Linked DNA regions of Mus musculus: region 1 is linked to region 2. A link is a contact called in ENCODE Hi-C or POLR2A ChIA-PET data. All regions are on one chromosome and are shown on one strand. Each heading gives the region's core, a stretch centred on a gene start or an enhancer-like site at or near the end of the contact. The rest is flanking DNA. Distances are from core to core; before and after follow the strand shown. Region 1 has its middle 390 kb from the start of Mir6344. Region 2 overlaps Nyap2 (neuronal tyrosine-phophorylated phosphoinositide 3-kinase adaptor 2).

Evidence for each region. A loop is a pair of places that touch in the nucleus more often than their neighbours do. ChIA-PET counts read pairs that join two places held with the same protein, here RNA polymerase II (POLR2A).
Region 1: a loop to region 2 is called in a map of Patski, with 3 times the contacts of the local background. The contact joins two enhancer-like sites. A Hi-C loop is called at or near these places in 1 of 37 maps with a recorded cell type or tissue (Patski). POLR2A ChIA-PET finds 5 or more read pairs at or near these places in 1 of 5 experiments (Patski).

What each region holds. Positions count from the first base shown.
Region 1 is chr1:81,740,506-81,746,349 of GRCm38, forward strand. It overlaps the pseudogene Gm5530. Among named protein-coding and RNA genes, the nearest start is that of Mir6344, 390 kb to the right of the region's middle. Within about 2 kb of position 4,264, at least 1 of the 3 ENCODE cell types and tissues checked has a DNase peak (open chromatin) inside an H3K27ac peak, as active enhancers do.
Region 2 is chr1:81,313,869-81,319,150 of GRCm38, forward strand. All of the region lies in intron 6 of Nyap2 (neuronal tyrosine-phophorylated phosphoinositide 3-kinase adaptor 2), which reads left to right. Among named protein-coding and RNA genes, the nearest start is that of Nyap2, 240 kb to the left of the region's middle. Within about 2 kb of position 2,931, at least 1 of the 3 ENCODE cell types and tissues checked has a DNase peak (open chromatin) inside an H3K27ac peak, as active enhancers do.

The sequences.
Region 1 (5,844 bases), core at 3,014-5,513, 430 kb after region 2:
TAACTTCAAGAAAGCCAAAGTAATAATAACAACCTGCTACTTGAAAATGCCATGCTCTTTTCATCCTGCCTGTGGCACCAGTATGCCAGACTTGATTTTGTTTTAGAGTAAAGTGAGTGTGAGTCTTCGTTTCCTCATAAATATGAAGCAATAGGTACAGTGTCGCATGATCGCCAGCTTCGGAAACATAGAGGATGCTGTTCTACAGGAACTGCACATGATGCTTCACTCACAGTATGCCTTTCCTGACCAAGGGGATAAGAAATGGATGAGAAAGACAGAGTTTAAGGAAAGACAAGGCCTTCAGAGAAAATGAGTATCTGAGTTTCAGATGATGTCTTCTAAATGGCTCTCTTTCAAGGTCCCTTTAACAGGGCACAAGGATGCCTTCCTTCTCCCAACCTTTATAGAAACCATCATAACCAAGTTTGCATTTGGACATTTAGGCAACATTAAGCAAGCACACATGCTGTGTGTCTGAGACTCTGCTGCGTTAGGCAAGGGGGTAAACAAAAGCACCAATTCACACAGATAGATAAGATACAATCTGCACCAGCTAGGAGCTTACGGTTTCTGTTTAAACAAGATCTGCCATGTAATCAAGAATGAAAATAATGGTGCCCTGTGTGATCAAAAGTAGGAGAGAAAGAGGCTAAGACACAAGGAAAAGTGAAGCTCTGCATTATTTACTCATTGCTGTTACAACATACTGGACCAAAGAAGGAAGGATTTTGGCTCACAGGTTGATGATATAGTCCATCAGAGCAGAGAAGTCAAGGCAGCAGGCCTGGAGGCAGCTGGTTACATGGAATCTGCAGTCAAGAAATAACTCATGAATACTGGTGGCTTAGCTCTCTTCTTTTTATTCACTCCAGGCACCCAGCTTATCAAATGGTGTTGCCCACATTTAGGATGGGCTTTCCCACTTCAGTTAACCTCTATCCTGGACTTGCCCAGAGGTTTATTGCCTAGGAGATCTTAGATGCCATCAGACTGACAAAGAACATCAGTTACCATAAGCTTTGTTTAGTGAGAATTGCTGACCTCATGAAGATAACATGTTTTAGTATAGGGTTTTTTTGTGTGTGTGTAAATCATAATTATATTTAATGTGTAGTTTTATATTAAATTACAATAGCATTTACGTTTCCACAAAAATGGGAAACGAAAGACAAAGTCAAAGTATGTTTTCATAGAGAAGATCATTTCTATGTATATAAATTCACATAACTGTTTTCCCAAATTCACAGTGAAAACCTTAAGAATGTATAAAAACAAATACATGACAGAATTCTAAAAAATAAACTCTAATTTGGGAGCATAATTGTACAACAGGGCACCCAGGCATCACAGGTGAGTTGATAGAAAGTTATTTCAGTAAAGGAAAAGAAGCCACGGTGTGTGCCTTGTGATTCCTCAGTTTCCATTCAGGGTCCATAAAATTGTCGTCCTTAAACCTCAAGAACTCTCAGGGAGCTACTACCATGCTCCTGATCTTTGTTCCTCGTTTCCAGTTCTTTCAAAAAACGTGAAATCTATGAGGAAACAAGCACCAAGCATCACAGCTTTCATCTTCACATCCAGGTCTAGCGGGAACTGGACCCCAAAATTGTCTGCATCCGTGAAGGCCTCTCTCACAAAACCAGACCACTGCTTAGAAATTTTGCCAACTACTGATTCTTCATCTAGAGATTTGAGCTCAAAGTCAATGTCGGAACAGCAGCTACACACAACACACGAACCAACAACTTTCAGAACATCCTGCTTCTTCTCATTTTGGAGAGTGAACTTGGGCAGACATGGGTGCCAGGTCTGAGTTACATAACCTACTGGCACCCCAGGAGGAGCCTGGATTTCTATCTCCTGGAGGCAGCAGGGGAAGCAGCAGTAACTGCATCTCAGAGGTCTCTCCAGAGTCATGACTTCTCGGCCCAGGTTATCCAGGATCCTCAAGGTGAAAGGTCTAGACGCCCCACGGCAGTTTCGGGTACAGCAGTCAGTATCTTCCACTGCAAAGTAAACTCTCTGCCCGAGGCTGTTCTTGATTTCATATTTGTTATTTGTTTCAAAGCCTGTTAAGACTTCCAGAAGCTCAATTTGCTGATGAACCAGAAGCTGATCAATCTGAGCTAAGTATTCCAGCCCTGGTGGACAGTTCAGTGGAGGAGGGGGGGCTGGCATCCATGGGGTCCCCCCAGGCCCACCTGGATGATTACATGCTGGCTGATTTTGGACAGGAAAGCCACTAGGGCCACCACCTGCATAACCTCCTGGTGGGACTGGGTAACCAGGTTGGGGCCCTGGATAGGGGCCCGGAGGCCCTTGGTAGCCAGCCTGGGGTATGGAGTAAGCAGCACGGTATGAAGGTCCTTGGAAAGCTGCTGGTGGATACAGAGGGGGATACCAAGCTGGCATATATGTTCTTCCGGGTGGGAGCCTCAGTTTGCTTGCTGTGGTTTTCCATGATTTAAACAGTTTCTGAGGCTTCTTCTGTTCTGAAGTCCGTGAGTCCCAATCCCTTCTAGCATAGGGTTTTACGGTTAAAAGAGAAGCCAATATTGATTTGATAAAGAAAAGAAAGCAAATGGTGACTACAGGATCCACACAAAGACACTGAGGCCTGAAGAAAAAAGGAGGCCTCATATGCATAGTAATATTCATAGTTGGAATGCCAGAGGAACAGTGGTCATCTTTCTCTCTCTCTCTCTCTCTCTCTCTCTCTCTCTCTCTCTCTCTGTATGTGTGTGTGTGTGTGTGTGTGTGTGTGTGAGAGAGAGAGAGAGAGAGAGAGGATCAAATCAAGAGCATTTTAAATTTACTTACTTAGTTAATTTGTATCATGCTATAAATGTAGTTCTGTTATCTATTATGTAGCCAGGACTAGTCTCCAATTCATGAGTATTATTCTGCCTTAGCCACCAGAGTGAATAAACGTGAATGACCACACCCAACTCTGAAAGATATTCTTATCCATTCCAAATCCCACAGCCAACTATCCTGCAAAAGGGGCCCCATTATGAAGTGATGAGACTAACCTTTTATGTGATGATTGTGTGTAAGCCAAAGATGAGAGCATATCTCCCAGACTGGGAAAACGATACTGTCATTTCCTGAGAATGTGAAGTATTGGTGAGGCACTGCATATCAGTGAGTAGAGCAGAAAACCCTTCCTAGACTTTCAGAGTTTGTAGAATAATGAACTTATCCATGAAATGCAAAGAAGAGAGCGGTAGGAAAGCCCAAGCCCTTGAACAAGACACTCCAGAAAGAATGCTCCTGCAAGAGAAGATACCTGACAGGACACTTGTAGAGTTTGATGGGTGAGAAAAGGATGGGTGTGAGAGAGATGGCTAGAAGAGGGAAGCAAGCTTGGGTAAGTAGGTCCAAGGAGTTGACTATGTAGCTTGGGAAAATTTGCTGAGGCAACTCAAAAGAGGATTTTGTTGCTAAATTTCAGATCAAGAAGAGGAACAAACCTCATGTAACCAAGTTGGCAATCAACTTAAGACAATGATGATTTTTATAATAGAATCCATATCTTGGGCACTCTATCAACCAATAATCTGATTCTGTAATTAAAACCATAAGACTCTCCAAACTCTCATTTGAAAGAATAGTAGAAGTATTAATAAATGCTGTGATATTTGACACCCTTTCATCTCTATGATGGAGCTGTAAAAATGAATCTGGATTAGAACTACCAACATTAAACTTGAGAGGACTAAGCCAGTTCATACTTTGATGGCTCTGCTTATATGGATGAAAGAAAGCCAGTTCTCATGGCACTGACTTGGCTTCTCCAGTTTCTCAGAAAGAAGAAAAAGCCAGCCTTCTGCTGAGGGTCAGGGTACTCTCAGCTGGGAAAAGCACTATGTGTTGTATTAATAAGCTCGCTATACTATTGCCTTTTCTTGCTCCTTAATGCAGGCCCAACAAAACATTTCCTTGAAGTGTACTACCTCTGAAAGTATATGTGGAGACAAACTACTGCGCAGCTGAAGCATTTTCCCCCAAAGCCCACCGCCTACAAAAGTCACCGCACTTCCTTCACTGGGAGCGAGTCTGTTAGTAGCATTCTCAGGACAAATAAATGAGGGCAGGTGTAAATTGAAGGAGAGTAACACCTGTCCCTGCATCTGGCCAACAGACCTCGCTTTAATGTGCTGTCTGCTGAGAAATTGAGGCGTCTCGTATTACCCAGAGGCCTTAGTCTACACTGGAGTAGGCAGAAAGGAATTCTGTGACCAGAAGATGTGAGGCTTGGCTGGCTGCCAAGAACAATAACGAGCAGTACAAAAGGAAAAGGTTTGTAGAGACAAAAGCACTCTATCACAGAGCAACCCATAGCTTTGCTGTTTGAAGTAATGAACCCCCCAAACGAAAGACCCAACTGGATTAACAGCAGGCTGCTCCCCTTTTACCTTCTAACACTGCCCTGGCTGGTAACTTCCTGTTGACACCAGAATGAAGGGAGTTCTTGTGCCAACAGCAAGCAGTGTCTCCATTTGGGGACTTTCTGGCTGGTCACAGAAAAGCAACTTGGAAGATTTATGCCCCCATTTGCTTTCCATCCATTTTTTTTCCATTAAAGGGGGGAATTTAGAGCAAAGTTACCCATGTAACTCCAACCCAGTGCTGGAGAAGTCTTCGCTGACTTGCAAAATATCAGCAGAATCTTGTGCCCAGTAGGAACAGAGGTAAAGTCCATAAAACTTGTGTGCAGTTCATTCCACGTTGTATCAAGCAGTGGCTTTACCCCCACAGAGCATACCTAAGTTCAAATAATTCGAACAAGTACAAACAGAGGACATGCTATTCCCAAGTGGGCAAAGTTTATAAACTCCTAGCGGAGGGAGGTGCTTAAGGAATACACAGTCACAGAGAAACTACCGAAGCCATCGGGAGAAATAGAAATCATAGATAGGCTAGAATTTATAGAGAAAATAGCTTCTACAAGTCGTAAGCCACAGGTCCTGAGTGTCTTTAGGATGGCTGAGAGTGAGATCAGGCTTACACGCTTCATGCAACACGTGGTATCTGCAGGCCAAGAACACAGCAGGGTTTTTTCTCTCTTGAGCATTGTAACCAGAGACAAAGCCAACCCAGTCCCAACCAAGGCATGGATAAAGGGCAATAATATGGGAAAGGTACCAGCAGATTAAAACTCCCAGTGAGCCTAACCGATTGAAATGGAGCTGAGATGCAGTGAAGGGTGGCTCAATAAGCCCCCCCCCAGTGAAGCTTCAGACAGTCCCTGCAGGGGCGAGTGGAAGGGTCAGCGAAGCAGGAAGTATGGTTGTGAGAGAGCTCCAGCACCAAGCTTTTTCCTCCCCGACTTTGGCCGGATGTGGGTTCTGAACTATCCCAGATGGAATTTATTGGGTCAACAGTATGTGAAATGAGGAGTCCTGAGCCTAAGGAGGAAGCAAACACCCTAGGTGTCCAGTCTCAAATATTTTGGCAGGGAATTCGGACAGAAGGGGGAAAATCATTTATTCATGGAAACCCCTCAGCGGATTATTTTTTAAATACCAAGGTATCATTTTCTGTGGTACATGCAGCGTTTTACTGTTAGCCCAAAGAGAAAAAGAAAAGAAGAAGGAAAAAAAAAAAGATCTGACTTCATAAAACCCTTACTTAATAGTTCTTGGCTTAAGGCATTAATGGCAGGGAAATGCTCATGAAAGCACATGACCATGACTCTAGCATAGTGGATTCATGTTTCAGTTTGCTTCCTGTGTAAACCACGAGAAAATATAATAATTGTAATCCTCCCCCTCCCAGGCACATGTGCACACACATGAATACAGATTCTTTATACTATTAAATGCATATTTATTCATG
Region 2 (5,282 bases), core at 1,681-4,180:
AGTTAAATCTCTATAAAAACAGCAAAGAGAACATTGGGAATTTATAAACATTAATCATCAAATATATGTTACACAGACCTTGTTCATGGTTTTCTGCTCATTTGTTATTTATCATTCTCTGGACCAATATGATCATACTATATGCTAATCTAAAGTATCTTGAAGGTGTGCTGCTACCCCTATAATATAGGGAACATAAAATAAGCCATTATGGAGACCTGATGTTGCCTCTTTAGTTAAAAAAGGGGGGAAGACGATAGTAATTAGAGGAACACCATGTGATAGTCTTAACCAAGATGTCAGTAAAGTCACATGGCATGCTTCTATCCTGATGTCACCAGGCAAGAGGGTGGCAAGCCACATGGCTACTAGGTCATGATCCAAGATAACAAACCATGTATCTCAAAAGTCAGCACATCCAGCAAATTCCCTTTTCTGGAAAGACAGGTGAATCAGTCTTACAAACATGGATTATTATAGCAAATTAAAATTATCTACAATTTTTTTTTAAAATCACACTCAATGAAGTTACAAATCCAAACAAAAAACAAAAAAACAAAACAACAACAACAACAACAAAAACCAAAAACCCAGAAAGTTAAAATTTTGACAAATGCTTTAGAGACAGCAAACAAAAACAAGAAAAAAGTGGAGGAAATTTAGAGAGTTAAACAGCTTGTCTTTTGTAACCTCTGTATGAAATAGGTTACTTCTTAGTTGTTTTCCACTGCAAAAATATCTTTCCCAGGGTGATTCTGATTTTCTGCATTTTTGCCCGTTGTGAAGTCAGGTGGCTGGCTTCTGGTCTCAGGATAGAGACTTTGGAGGAGTCTTTGAAACAAGCATGTTTGGGTCTGGGACAAATTGACCAAATTCCACCTTCAGAGTTAGCCTTCTCAATAAAGTAGGATAGCATAAAACAATGTTTTAATATCATTCTTACCCCAAAGGCATTTGAATCTCTTTAAGACTGAACCCAGTGATCTACATACCCATAACAATTTATGTGTATCTATAGATGAGAGCAGAGAATCTGTAATGCTTTAGCCTACAAAGTGGGATGCTGCCCTTATATAGGGACAGAAGTGATTTCCATAGTCAACTGCAAAAGCTGGGAAATGTAATCTCTCAGCAGAAAGCCACTGGAATCAGGGATCACCTCGTAAAACTGCTTTTACCAGTTTGAGTACTTGAGATGGAGTTCACAGAACCCACATATAGCAGGATGTACAGTGTGAGGATCTGTAGTCTCAGACTTCCTATGAAGAGACAGGAGGAACAGAAAGAAGAGACCCTTAAACCTCTTGAGCCAGGTAGCCTGAAATATGCAGTGAAGAGACTGCATCTCCCTTCCAAATACAAATCAGCTCTGACCCTGTGCACCTTGTAAAATCAGACAGGATAGAAAGAGTCAAGGTGTTATGGTCATAGACTTAACCCTGACTCAAACAAGATGGAAGATGCAGATCAACAACTGAATTTACCCTATGATCCCTATACATAGGCCATGGTATGAGTGAGCCCACATTCACATACATGAATATGTACATATACATATATGGACACACATATATACAAACATTATACATACCCATGCCTTAAAGTATATTTTTAAAGTAATTGAAAATAGGAACTGAAGAGATAGCTCAGCAGGTAAGAATCGATAGTGCTTCTGCACTGGACCCAAGTACAGTTGTCAGTGCCCACTTCAGATGGGTCACAAATGCCTGTAACTGCAGCCTCATGGGGACGGAATGCCTCTGACCTCTGTGGACACCTACACTCACGTGAACTGACCCACAGACATACAGAAACCCATACACATAATTAAAAATAATATAAACAAATCTTTAAAAAGATGAAAACAACAGAAATTAGGATAAAGAAGTCTAAGATGGAAATAAAAACATCAAGCTGCCTTTGTATTAATGATAAAAAGACATGGTAATAATTAATTATGTTCAAATTTCCACTGACAAGAGGAAAGAATATAAGCTGTTACTCCATTTTCTAGTTATATGCCTAGAAAAGGGTGAAGAGCCAAATGTTTAGATGAAACCATTCAATCCCTGTCACTGAAATGCCCTCTGAGGAGAGGGGTTTGTATAAAACCTCAGAGAGCGCCAGGGACCTGCCTTCATGAGACAATGATGACAGCACATTCACATGAAGACGTTGTCCCAGCGTGTGTACATAGCATTGCTGGTCCCCACTGTGAGATTTTCTGAACAAAATTGATCAACTCCTCTACCTAAGCCACAGTTGCTGTGACCCTGTCTCCCTGGCTTTGACCACGTACAAATAAATAAAGGAACAGAGACTGCTTTCCCTCTTAATAGCAGTCAGGTTGGACTAGAAGAAACGGGCACATGATGGTCTAAATGGCAATTTTATTAGATTTCGAGAAAACTTCGGAATAGTTCAGAAGGCGAGGTCATTGAACCTTTTATCGGAGGACCTTTAAAACTGTGATAGATTTTCAGAGGTAAAAATGACATCAGTGGGCTTCTTCCTGGCCAGTGGAAAGGGTAGCCGTGGGCTTTTCGACCTTTGTAACTTGGGTCTGTAGGAGATCCTAAACACTAAATACTCTTATTTACACACAGGCAAATGTTGACTGTTGTGAGAATGTGTATATTCTAGAACACCAGATAGGCGATTGTTCTAGGGGAGCAAGACGGGTTCTAGGGCCAAAAGGCACATGTGGCGTGAAAGCATTTGAAAGGGGTCTACCAGACTGGGACGAACCCAGGGGGAGGATGCGGGTAAGTAGAAGAGACCAGAGAGAGACGCAACAGAAGCAAATTTTGTTTGATAAATGACAACTTACTGTACATGAATATTTGATATGCTAATAAACATGTTTTAATGTCCACACCATTTGCATGGTTTTGTGCTGCCACAAGGGGGCAGTATTGCCTCAGCGTTTCCTCCTTACTGTCAGCTTTTTCTCCTAAAACCCTGCAGTAGATTTCTCAGCACTTGCTTAGGAAGCAGCAAGCAGTAATTTATCTTGTATTCTGTGTTGCAGAACAACAGGGATCTGGCTAAAGACCAGCACTTCTAAAATTTCTTTGTAACCATATATATAATGACCGTGGGTCTTTTATGTGTCAGTGAAAAATGCCACTTTTAGGAGGTGTGGGCCTCACCATAGCCTCGTGTGAATCAAACACATGGCCTTTTCAGTAATAGGATTTCAGGACTAACGAGGGAGTATTAGACCTGCAGGAGAGTCAGGAAGCTGAGGTTCCTTTGAGAATTGAAAGACTCCCCTGGCTCTCCAGCAGCTGGGCGGGAGGATGAAAGACCAAAGACATCTTTAGCCTTCTCTGTAGTCACGACCAGCAGCTCTGTCTCCATTTTGTGTTGAGTAGGAGGACAAGCAGCCTGCCTTCCCTGGTTCAGCTGGCTTGCAGAAGGATGCTCTGGCAGGTTTGTCACATGGGGTGCAGAGAGCCCCTTCATAGCAGAGGGAGTCAGGTGAAGCTACAGAGCCTAGGATCTAATTCTCCAGAGTGAGGTCGAAGAGATTTTCAGTAATTAACTGTCTATTCTGGGAGCTGCTGGGTAGTGCCAAGGAAGGATAAAACTAAGCCTTCCTTTCCCCTGGGGGAACTAGATGAGAAGACTGCGGCTCTCAAAGAGAGGCCAACTCACAAGGTTTGGGGCACTGAGTCCAGATTCACTCAGTGTTTGAGTGCTGAACATGTGCGTTTAAAGTGTCTTCTGAGAAGTCATGCTAAGAAGGGCTGTATACCCCTGTGTCGTCAAATGAAATAACTTGATGTCAACGTAAAACAGTGAGCACCTGTTATCTAACACACCTGTCTGGAGTGTTTGTTTCCCTTTGTCTAAAGCATAGCTAGCCTGTGGGAAGGGATATTGCTTGGGGAGTAAATGACAGGAAGTGTTTGCATTCATCTGTGCCCCCTTGAGACTGGGACCAGTCTCCATGAAAAGGGAAGGGGTGTGTTATGTTGTGACTCTGATTAGCTGGGGGAAATTCGGGACCTGTAATGTGACTTAAGCAGCAGATGCTCTCCATCGACCAGTGACCACAACCTCTCTGAGCCTTTCTCTTTGGGTTATCTGATTCCAGAAAGACCCTCAGAATTTGCTGTTAGTCAGTGGAAAACTGGACCATATGCTTGATGCCATGGGCCAAATCTGGTCTACTTTCTGGTCTTCTAGGAACAGTGCATTGGTAGAGAAGCTAAAGTTATATTTGGTCAGCGTAGAGTATGGGAATTTCTTGATACTGAGCATAGGAGAGTCATCAGAATTCAGGGAATTAAAAACTACTTTAATGTGGGAAGAGGTATACTTTAGTTCTTCACATAAGGCGAGTGCTCTAACATGACATGACAGCCCCCACCCATAGTGGCTATCACTTGGAAGTCATAACTCTAATAACATACTGATTGTAGAACCAATGGTGTTTTAGGTGAGGAGCAGTCTCAGTTGTATATATTACCATAAAGGAATGAAGTGTCTTTTAATTCAAAAGGAGAGTTAGCATTAATCCACAATTCTCATTGTTGAAACTTCAAAAGGATTTGCCTTCCCCCACAACCCATGTGCAGTAGCCAGTAATCTCCATACTTTGTTTGCTGACAGTGACAACATCTCCATTGCTGTGTTAAAAATTCAGAACAAATTGTGACCCCCATCTTTGGAGGTTGAGTTCTTTTCCATTCTTTTCTAAAATTTCATGGGAAAATGTCACCCTTCCCGTACACACTACATAGTATTTTATGTAGCAGTGAAAACAAACAAAAAAATGAAGATGTTTATTTCTTTCCTGAACTTATATTCTTTGTGAGTTAGATGGTAAGATATGGAACAGAAGCTGAAGGAGCCAATGGGCACCCCAGCTGGGAGATTCTAAGTTAGGAAAGCTGCTACTCCTCAGGTTCTGCGATTAGATATGAAAGTGCAGATGTGCAGTCTCTAGGCTTTATCCTGTTGCAATTATCCCATAGCTGAGTTCCCTGGACAAATTATTTAACCTCTGACTCAGGAGCCCTGTCAGAAAAATGGTAGTAATTAAGACAGCTGTAATTATAGTCCTAATGAGCATATGATAGAGGTAACGGATGATAAGGTGGGTTGACAATATCATTGGTTTTCTTATCATTGCTCAATACTCAAAGGGACAATGAATACATTATTTTATGCTGATTCCAGAGTAGAGAGAGATATCAAATATATCGAATAAGAAATTTGGCAAGTGCTGCTCAGGGAATATGTAGTCCAGCAAGCAGAGACATGATAAGATG